Linked DNA regions of Homo sapiens: region 2 is linked to region 1. The links are chromatin loops, found by intact Hi-C in ENCODE. Cell type or tissue: heart left ventricle. All regions are shown on one strand.

Region 1 (5,000 bases):
CATTGTGGATGGCCAGGTACGCTTGGCCCGTGCCAGACCACCAACCCCTTCCTGGAGAAGGTGGGGCTGGAGGCTTACCATCCCCTCCAGGCCCTGGGCCCTGGTTCCAGCCCCCAGGCCCTGGCTCCAGCCCCCACTGCCTGGGTAGGGTAGGCATAATGCCTTCTTGGTGGTAGTGTTTCTAAATTCAGGACCCTGGCCCCCTGAGTGAGTGCACACTGCATGCACATAAACACACACACACACACACACACACACACACTTCTCCATCAGTCTCTCTGTTTCTCACTTGACTCAGAGTCACAATGTCCATTATTTTTGTCTCAACTTTGCTATTCCTTTGCTATGTGGCCTTGGGCAAGTCCCTTCCTCTTTCTGAGCCTCAGTTTCCTCATCTGTAACATAAGTGAATTTGTCTAGACAGGCTGTAAGCTTTCCTGTGCATCTGTAATTCACATGATGCTGCTGTTTTTCTAATCTCTCTCCCATTCTCGTCCACTCCAAACACACATAGGCTCAGGGGAGCGACCCCGCTGGGTCAGACCGAGTACCATCCTGCTGCTCCCCTTCCTTGACATCAGCCTTTAAAGGTTAGGCCTGTCTCAGCTTCTTTGAGTGCACATTGATGGATCTGTTGAAAATGTGTTGATGACCTTTTTGGTTAATTTCCGTCCATTCATCATCTCATGCTTTTATCCAGTGGACATTTGCCCTGACAGTCTGTGTAGCTTACAAAAAGAAAGGGCATGGGGTTTGGAGGCCAGAGGTTTTAGTCTGGCATTAGCTTGCTCTGTGAGGTTGAGTAGAGGCCTCAGTTTCTTTACCCGTGAAAGGGGACTGTTGCAAGGACCTCCTGAGATGACGAGTGTGCAGCTGTAAGCTGCAAAGGCACTCCCTTGCGGGGGCTTAGCACAGTGTGATTCACTTTGGAGCAGTGCCTATCAGAAAGACTTGCCACCTGGGGCTGGGTGCAGTGGCTCACGCCTATAATCCTAGCACTTTCGGAGGCTGAGGTGGGCGGATTGCTTGAGCTCAGGAGTTTGAGAAAAGCCTGGGCAACATGGTGAAACCTTGTCTCTACAAAAAATACAAAAATTAACCAGGCATGGTGGCGTGCACGTGTGGTCCCAGCTACTTGGGAGACTGAGGTGGGAGGATCACTTGAGCCCCGGCAGTTGAGGCTGCAGTGAGCTATGAGAGTGTCACTGCACTCCAGCCTGGGCAATAGAGCGAGACCCTGTCTCAAACAAAAAAAGAAACATGCCTGCTGGGCACTGAGGGGCATCCTTCTAATTGCCCCAAGCCCGCATGCATGTCCATGTCACAGGAGGCCTCTGTGTTACCTCATCCACAGCCACGTAGGTTGTCAGCACCTGGCAGAGCCCCTCACTTTTGTCTTTTCACATCGAAGGGTTTGAATCTTGGTATCTGCCCTTTCTGGTCCCTCCTCCTTCTTCTCATCCCCTCCCCAGCCAGCCTGCCCTGTCCCAGGAGTCACAGTCCTGGGGTTGCCTGAGTAGCGCTGAGAGGCCTGGGTCATTTCTGGGTGGTGGCAAGTAAGGGCTCAGCCCAGTCCTCACTTTGGGGACAGAGCTGCCTTAAGAATACCTTTCCCCAGTGGGTGTTTTGTTTTTTTCTGTTAGGTTTATTATCTTATTACTATTACCTTTATTATTATTTAGGTTCATTACCTTCTTTTTTTTTCTCATTATTATACTTTAAGTTCTAGGGTACATGTGCACAACATTTCAAAGGTCCTGTCCTCATCACCATTCCCATCTCCCCTTACTGCCCTCAGGGACACTGTGCTGAGGGGGAAGGAGGCTGCCCCCGAGCCTTTGGAGAATGCTGGAGACCTAGGGAGGAGCACGGAGGAAGCAGCAGCACCACCTTGGGCTTGAGGGGAGGGCACAGACCCCCCTTGGGGTCGTGTCCAGAAGTGAGGGAGGGGAGGGACTGGCTGCGGTGCTGACTCCTGGGGCTTCCAAGGAACCCCCCAAGTTGGAAGGAGAAAGGATTCTCCATTTTGTGGCAGGGAGGTGGCTCAGGGTTGGTGGAGCTGTGCCAGCCGAGGGGAGGTGGCGGAAAGGTGTCCTCGGGTGCTTGTCTCTGGGGGCAGGGAGAAGGTTATGAGGTGCAGAGAAGACTGAGGCATCTTCCTTCACCCATTTCTGTCGCCCAGTGCCTGCTTCTTGAGGAGAAAGGTGAGATGGGAAACTGGCCTCCAGAGTGAAGCCGGTGCTGGCCCTGAGTCTGCCCTGCCCAGATCCCCGGAGCTGGTACATGGAGTATGTCTTTTCTTAGGGTACATCTAAGGATCCCCTGTGGCCAGCGGGTCTTGAGACACAGTGTCCATGTGTCTGTAGGATGGGCCTGCCCCAAATTCTATCCCACCCAGCCAACTCAGGCCTGTGATGTTATTAATAAAAATGTGCTTTGACTTTGGCCTCATTGTTGGCTGTCTTTGGACCCCAACCCCCAATCTTCAACCCTGGAGCAAGCCCAGTCTATCTGAGGTCTTGATCTAGTCCCCAGTCTGTGCCCATGGGGCTGCTAGGGCTGCCCTGCTGCAGAGTGGAGGGGTTGCAGCAGGGCATCTGTGCAGAGAGGGCAGGAGGTCTAGTTGGCCTGACCTAGGGCTGGGGAAGGACCCAAGGCCCAGAGTGCCAGGGGACCCTGCTGCCCACAAGCCGTGCCCCTGTTAGGAGGGGTGTCCCTGACTTCCCTCCCTCCCTAAGTTCCCAGGCTGTGCTGCAGCCTCCTAGGGAGGATCCGGGAATTCTCCAGCAGGAAGTTCCTGCCCAGCCAGCCCAAGGACAAAGCCAGGAAAGAGGCCCTGGGATGGGGGATCTGCCTCGGGAGGGCGGGCCTGGGTAAGCCAGGGGTCCCTGGTGTCCAGTGTTGCCTAATCTCAAAAGTAAGGGTGGGCTTGGGATGGAGTGCATAATGATGGGCCTTACTGGCCAGGGAAGGAGACCGACACACCTGGCTTCCCAGAGATGAGATGGGCAGCAGGGCCAGGCCTAGTTTGGACACCAGGAGGTGCTGTTCACCAGAAGGTCCTGCTGGCTTCCCTGTGGGGTCCCCCGTTCCTTCCTTTCTTTCTGCCTGGGTCCAGGCTCTGAGACCCCTCAGCAGATGTATGAGAAAAAGAGCTCACTGTCCCCAGCTCTTTTCAACATGACTGCTATCCATGGATGCTTGTCTGATGGTCCCCATGGGTCCCCACTGTGTCTAGCCCGAGGCCTGTTGCAGAGCTGAAGTTCAGTATCAGAACATGATGGCTATTCTTAGTAATCGCGGTGATTGATAACAACAGCTGTTGGTTGGATGGCCGGCCCTGTGGCCACAGACTTGGCGTGGGGAGACAGAAACTGTAGCAGCCTGGTCCCCTGCCCTGGCCCAGGCCAGCCCAGTGAAGGTGGGAGTCCCTGCCTCTGTCCCCCAGCCTGCAGGGTGTGGGTGGAGCCTGGAGAGGGCTGAAGGCTTTCTCCTGGACTTCCTGGCCAGAGCCCATGGTGTCCTTGACTCAGACCCCGAGCTGGGGCCGGGTGGAAGGGCCCATCTGGACTGCCCCCCTGAGTCAGCCAGGAGGCAGCCTTGTGACCAGATGACTCACCTGTGCCCTAATTGCCCTGTTAATCATTTCCTCCCAGAGTGTTCTCTGTTGGGAAGGGTGGGGCCTTGCAGGGCTTCCCTGGGAGCACCTGGATGAGGGGGGAGGGGCAGAGGGGGGCAGAAACCTTGGTTCGGGGTGTGGGACCCTGGGCTGGTCACCCTTCCTCTCTGTTCCTCATTTTCCCTGTCTCTCCAGTGAGGCCCATGGCACCTTCTTGTCCACTCCTGGGATTCCTCTGAACTGCGGGGGTCTGTGAGGCTGGGAAGTGTGGTGTGCTGGCGCTGTCCCTGGAGCAGGAGGGGGTCTGTGTGCTGGAGCAGGCCTGAGGGCCTCTTCCCAGACACACAGTGTCCTGGGCTGGTTTCTGCGGAAGGGCCTGGCTTGACATTTCTGGGTGGTGAAGGCAGAGGTGACCCAAGGACCTGCTGTGGGGGAAGGCCCCGTGGGTGAGGGCAGAGGGCTGGGCTCGGGTCAAGGCTAGAATGGTGAGAGCCCAAGCGTTCCTGAAAGGCCTCAGAGAACACTGCAGGCGCAGGCCTGCAGGGCGGGGCTGAGGACTGGGGATCCTGAAACGCCTCAGAGAACACTACAAGGGCAGGCCTGTGGGGTGGGCCCGAGGACTGGGGAGCATTGCAGCATTGCCTTCTCCCCCTTGCATAGAGACATCTGGGGACAGCTTCCACGGCCCCTCCTGCACCAGCACACTCACTCGGCCGAAGGGCCAGCGGGACTGAAGCCCAGCCCATCACACTCACTCACCAGGCCCTGGGAGGGGTAGCATCCCCCCGGAGGGTGCCTTTCCTAACTTGTTCAAAAGGGACAATGGGCTGGCAGTGGCCCTGATTGGGTCCATGAGGTTTGGAGCATTGCGAAGGGACTTGCCAAATCTCTGTCACTCTCCTGGTCTCTCCCTGTTGGTATATAAATGTGTCCCTGTGTGTGTGTTTCTGTCTCTGCCCTGTCTCCCCATGTCTCCCAGTGTCTCTGTCTCTCTCACTGTATCTCAGGTGGGATGAAGGCAAAAGCAAAGAGGCACCCAGGTCCATTCTGAGAGAGTTTAGGGACTCAGTGGTGGCTGAAAGGAAGGCAGTGGGTTGGGTCATTTAGGAGCTGGGGGTCAGGGTGGGTGGTCCCAGGAAAATGTGGGCAGGGCCAAAGGTGGGCCTATCCACCTCAGGAGACTGTATGATCCCCCTCCTGTGGCCCCCTGGCCAAGACCTCCCAGGGAGATGGTGCCTCAGGCCCTGTCTGGGGTCACTGGGGGTCAGCCTGGCCTACACTAGGGTGAAGGGAGGGCAAAACCGGAGATTTTGCTCCCCTTCTCAACTGGGAGATGAGCTGGAAAGCAGAGAGGCAGAGGGGAGAGACTCAGCTGGGTTGA
Region 2 (5,000 bases), 170 kb after region 1:
CATGTTGACGTGTATGTGAGGGCATGTGCCTGTGTGAATGGTGTCTTCAGTGGAGGGGCGTGAGTCTGTTCACTCCCTGCACACAGGAACAGAATGGGGAGACTCAGAGCCTCCTTCTCCTGTTTGTTTTGTTTTGTTTGAGATGGAGTCTTGCTCTGTTGCCAGGCTGGAGAGCAGTGGTGCGATCTCAGCTCACTGCAACCTCTGCCTTCTGGGTTCAAGCGATTCTCCTGCCTCAGCCTCCCAAGTAGCTGGGACTACAGGTGCCCACCACAATGCCCGGCTAATTTTTGTATTTTTAGTAGAGACGGGGTTTTGCCATGTTGGCCAGGATGGTCTCGATCTCTTAACCTCATGATCTGCCCACCTCGGCCTCTCAAAGTGCTGGGATTACAGGAGTGAGCCATCGCGCCTGGGCCCCTGCAGATGTTTTTAGAGCTGGCCGTTAGCCAGAGCTGTGTAGCCCACAAAGGAAGTCCTGGGAGCCCCCGCCTGCTCTCTCGATGGGCCTCTGCCATTCTTCTTCACCACGAGACTACGCATCCTCTTCTCTCCTTTGACAAACCTACTTGTAGGTGAGACTCTGAGAGGTTTGCATTTTTAAAAAGGACAAAGTGTTAAGCTAAAGGAATGAATCTTTAACGGTGGGATTTCAGGCCTCTTCCTCTTAGGGGAGGTTTTATTTGTTTTGGCTCTGGCTTGGTTTTGGCAGGGAACCTCCCCTGTGTCCCTGGAGCCACCCTGAAGCCCTAAGATCCCTCCTGGAACTGTCAGCTGGGTCACTCTCCCCTTTCGACAGAGCATTTCCTGGGGTGGGAGTCGAGGTGGGGGACATCAGCTTCCTTAAGCTCCAAAGTAGCCCACCTGCCAGGGACCCATGCCCTCTCTGCTGAGCCTTCAGCCCGTCCCCTTCTCTCCTGCCTGCCCTGCTCTGATACAGCCTCCCCCAGGGGAGGCCAGGAAAGATCCACCCCCACTCCTGAGGGGCCGGGGCTGGCCAGGCCGCAGTGGGCAGAGGGCATCCCAGCCACCTCTGCATCTGACTCCACAGCTGTGAGACAGTGCCAGCTCTTACCTGGACTTAGCCCACCTCAGTCGCTGGGGATGCAGCTGCTCTCTCTGAATGGGAGCCTCCAAGAGTCAGATGCAGCAATAAGCCCCTCATCTTCTGCTGGGGCCCCCAGTAGTAGGCTCTGGGGGCTTTGTGCACCAGGGCAGGCTGCAGGGATGTATCAGGCTCTCCCCTCCTCTCCAGAGTGGGGGACAGTTTCATACTCTGCCTGTCACCTTCTCTCCAGGGCAGCCTTGTCTCAGGCCCCATGCTCTGCAGGCCTGCAGGGCCAAAGAGGGAGAAGCCTGGGTGTCTCTGTCTGGCCGAGCCAGCTGGGATGAGGGTCTGGGGACAGGGTTGCATCCCTGGCCTTCCCAGGGCCCAGTCTCCTCATCCTCAGTCTCCTGGCCCCAGGAGACCCCCAGTGGAGCTGAGAGGGCTCAGTGCTGGGGATGGGGCTCGACGGACCCTGGCAGCCTGCTGTGTGGCACTCAGAAGGGGAAGAAGATCTCAGCCCTAGCACAGAGGGCTGGGAGGCTCAGGCACAGAGAGCCTGGTCAGCAGGCCCCATGTTGGCCACACGAGTGACCCTTCTGGGGGCCTGAACCCAGAGCTCTGTCTCCTGGGACGCCAGCAACCCTGCTTCAGCCCCACAGCCTGCCCGGAGCCCTTGTGTGTTCAGCCTGGGGCTCCTCACTGGAGGCCTCAGAGCTCCCCTCTCCCGTGGCCCCAGCCCAGCCTGGCTGCTGTCCTTGCCCTGGCCTGACCCCTGCATGACACTTGTGAGAAGCTGTCAGCCTGGGCTTAGGGCCAGTGACTGGGGACTCTGCCCTGAAGCAAGGCAGCCTGACCCCGGTGTCACTCCTGTCCCCAGAACTGGTAGGGAGGTTGGCCTTCCTCCCCTCCTGCTGCACTGCTGACCCCTGCTGGCTACCCTCGCACACCCTCCCCACACAGGCATTTCTCCACAAGGATCTGCTGCTTGAATGCTCCCAGCACAGGGGGCTCAGCACCTTGCACAGCCTGCTCCAGTGAGAGACACTTCTGCCTCTCTGAAAAGTTCTTTATCATTAGCTGAAGTCTGAATATTAGTTACTTCTATCTGTTATTCTTAGTTATACTGTCTGTAGTCACATGTTTTCATAATAACAATAACAACAACAGATACTGTCTGTGTGCCAGGCGCTGTCCACTATGTCATTTAATCCATTCAACAGCTGTGAGATTGGTGCCTGTGTCATTCCCATTATACAGATGGGAACGTGAGGCCCAGAGAAAGCGTGTCGTCTAAGGCCACCCAGCCATGAAGTCAGGAAGCCACTGAACTTGGAATTGGAATCCAGGGCCCAGGCCTTGCCAGCTGTGCTGTGGACGGCACTGCCATCCCACACCCACCATCTGCTTGTCCCTCTCTGGCTGGTTCTTATTTCCCCACCAGGCCCTGTGGCCCCAACATGAACTCACTCCTCCTCCTCCTCCAGACCTTGCAGCTGGATTGACTCTGCCTCCTGGAAGCCCTCCAGGGACAGCAAAGAGTGAGGAGTGAGCCACCTGCCCCCTCCCTCCTTATCTTCTGACAGGGAGGGAAAAGGAGGGAAGGGGATAATGGGGTCATATCTGCATGTGGTGTTAGTGGGTCTTCAGTGAAGAGGGGTCTGATCCTACTGCTCCCCTCTCCTCCAGACCTGAGGTCCTCACTCAGAGCCTGGCAGGGCCCCGGGAGTCTGCATTTGGTGGGCTGGTCTGGGCTTGCTCTCACACTGACCCTTGGCAAGATGACCATGGCTGCGGCAATGGGGGTGACATCTTCCTACAGGTTCGTGCCCCGGCCCTGCCCAGCAGACACCAGGTTCTTTTGGGGTCTCAGTAGTGCTGAGAGGGCAGGGCTGGGGTACAGACTTCATTGCCCCTCAGAGGACAAGGAACAGGGAAGGGCATGGAGGGGCTTTCTAGGTTCCAGCCTCCCTGGAGCACAAGGTCACATGCGGAGTGAGGAGCTGTGTGGGAGCATGAGGGGTGGGACGACTCCGGGCAGTTCTGGTTCCCAGAGGTCTGGAGTCCCCCTTCCTTTTGTGACCCTTGGCCACACTCCAGGGCCACAGTTCTGCAGTCATGCTCAGGAACTTCAGCCTGGCTGCTACCTCAAACCCCTTCCATTTCTCAATTTAACACGGAGACCAGGCACACAGCTCCCCAGGGAGAAGTACCACATTCAGGAGGATTTGGATTCCTGCGGGTGAGAAACTCGGCCCAGCTTTCATCAAAAGCTTGCCTGGAATCACACTATCTCAGTGTAGGGCAAGACCTCAGTGCATGCATCCAGCTCTATCCATCCATTCAGGGCTAGCGTCCCTGCCGAGTGACCATGTAACTCTGCTTACATACCTCCAGTGACCTAAGCCTCACTACCTCTTAGGGCAGCCCAAAGCCTTCCTCCTCCTGTAGAGCTGGGGTTTGTTTTCAGAGGTGTTCACTCACAAAGCCCAGCCCTGCCCCCTTAGGCGTCCTCAGAACCAGCCTAACCCTCCCTCCTATAATGTTTAGAACAAGTGACCATCTTCCTGCTGAACCTTCTACCCAACCAGAGCCAAGAGAGAGGGCCAGTAAGAACCCCCTTGGAGAACTGGGAGGTGCCCTCCAGAAGGGAGAGAGGTATCTAACGTAACTAACTCCCAACCCTCAGCTGCTGCTGAAACTTCAAGCCCGGCCTTGTCAGCTTTGGTGGGAGAGTGGAGAGAAAGTTCTTGTAAAACTGACCTGTTTTCCCTGCACTTTGGGGGATCTCAGAGGCCCAGGCCAGACTTGCAAGGGAGATGTGTAAAGAGAGAGAGGGCTGGTGGTGCCTGGGCCACAGGGAAGGAGAGACAGGGTGTGGAGGAAGCTGTGTCCCTGCCCAACAGATCCTGGGCTTCAAACCCAGGTGCCCTGACTCCTGAGCCCCCACTGCCCTCCCCAGCCTGGGTGCTACACCTTTATTAATGCAGCCGCAGACCAACCCTGCCCCTGCCAGCCCCTGCCAGCCACTGTTGCCCATAGAACTGACCATCATCATTAAACCCCCAAGCCCACACCAACCTCAGCCCCCCACCCACTCCCCACCTCAGGCCTGTGCAGTCAGGTCTGTGGCCCCGACGGTGGCGGGTGTTTCACTTTTTTCCTCCTGTGAGCCTCATTCCTCCCAATTCCTCAGCACATGGAGGCAGGACACAAGTAAATAAATAAGGTGAAATAAACATGTTTGTCCCTGTTAAGTTTCATCTCATTAGATCTACCTCATCACTCCCGCCTGTCAGCTTCTCTTTAGATCCCAGCTCTGTCATCTGGCATATTTGCCATCGTTCCCTCCAGCTGTGTGGCATCTGCAAATTTGATAAAGTACATGGAGCAGGTTTGTCTCAGAGGAAGCCCCTCCCCCCACTGGGTGGCTGGAGCATAGGCGTGCGCGTGCGTGTCAGTGTGCCTACATGCGAGCATACACACACACGCACACGCACACACTTCCCTCTCTCTGGCCCGGGCTCCTCACTCCTGTCCAGTCACCTTCAAGATCCTGGTGGGGCCTGTAATCGCAGTACTTTGGCAGGCTGAGGTGGGCGGATCACAAGGTCAGGAGATCAAGACCATCCTGGCTAACATGGTGAAACCCCATCTCTACTAAAAATACAAAAAATTAGCCGAGTGTGGTGATGGGCGCCTGTAGTCCCAGCTACTCGGGAGACTGAGGCAGGAGAATGGTGTGAACCCGGGAGGCAGAGCTTGCAGTGAGCTGAGATCGCGCCACTGCACTCCAGCCTGGGTGACAGAGCGAGACTGTCTCAGAAAAAAGAAAAAAAAAAAAAAAAAAAAAAGATCCTGGTGGGGATCGTGGGCACCTGCTCCACACAGGGCCTGCATTGAGCAGCAGCATGCTGTGCACATGAGTCCCTGCGTGGGATGGGACGCTCTGAGA

Evidence for each region. Peaks named below come from ENCODE experiments on the same cell type or tissue, not always from the same donor. Only the 100,000 strongest peaks of a DNase experiment are listed, where the experiment ranks them.
Region 2: it touches region 1 in a loop (6-fold over the local background); 62 of 110 quality-filtered maps call a loop at or near these places.

Annotation. Positions count from the first base shown.
Region 1 is chr6:33,586,794-33,591,793 of GRCh38, forward strand. It overlaps LINC00336 (long intergenic non-protein coding RNA 336), which reads right to left. Exons shown (of 2, transcript NR_027908.2): 2 at 1-1,077. It also overlaps the pseudogene GGNBP1. Among named protein-coding and RNA genes, the nearest start is that of LINC00336, 4.0 kb to the right of the region's middle. RefSeq lists enhancers at 3,102-4,301, 3,232-3,281, 3,402-3,471, 3,962-4,071, 4,455-5,000. In heart left ventricle, CTCF peaks have their summits at 3,031 (motif pointing right) and 3,238; DNase peaks (open chromatin) are centred at 2,998 and 3,526; H3K27ac peaks cover 2,499 bases.
Region 2 is chr6:33,760,408-33,765,407 of GRCh38, forward strand. It overlaps a transcript of IP6K3 not described here. Among named protein-coding and RNA genes, the nearest start is that of IP6K3, 16 kb to the left of the region's middle. RefSeq lists an enhancer at 763-1,366. In heart left ventricle, a CTCF peak has its summit at 1,975 (motif pointing left); a DNase peak (open chromatin) is centred at 1,874; H3K27ac peaks cover 588 bases.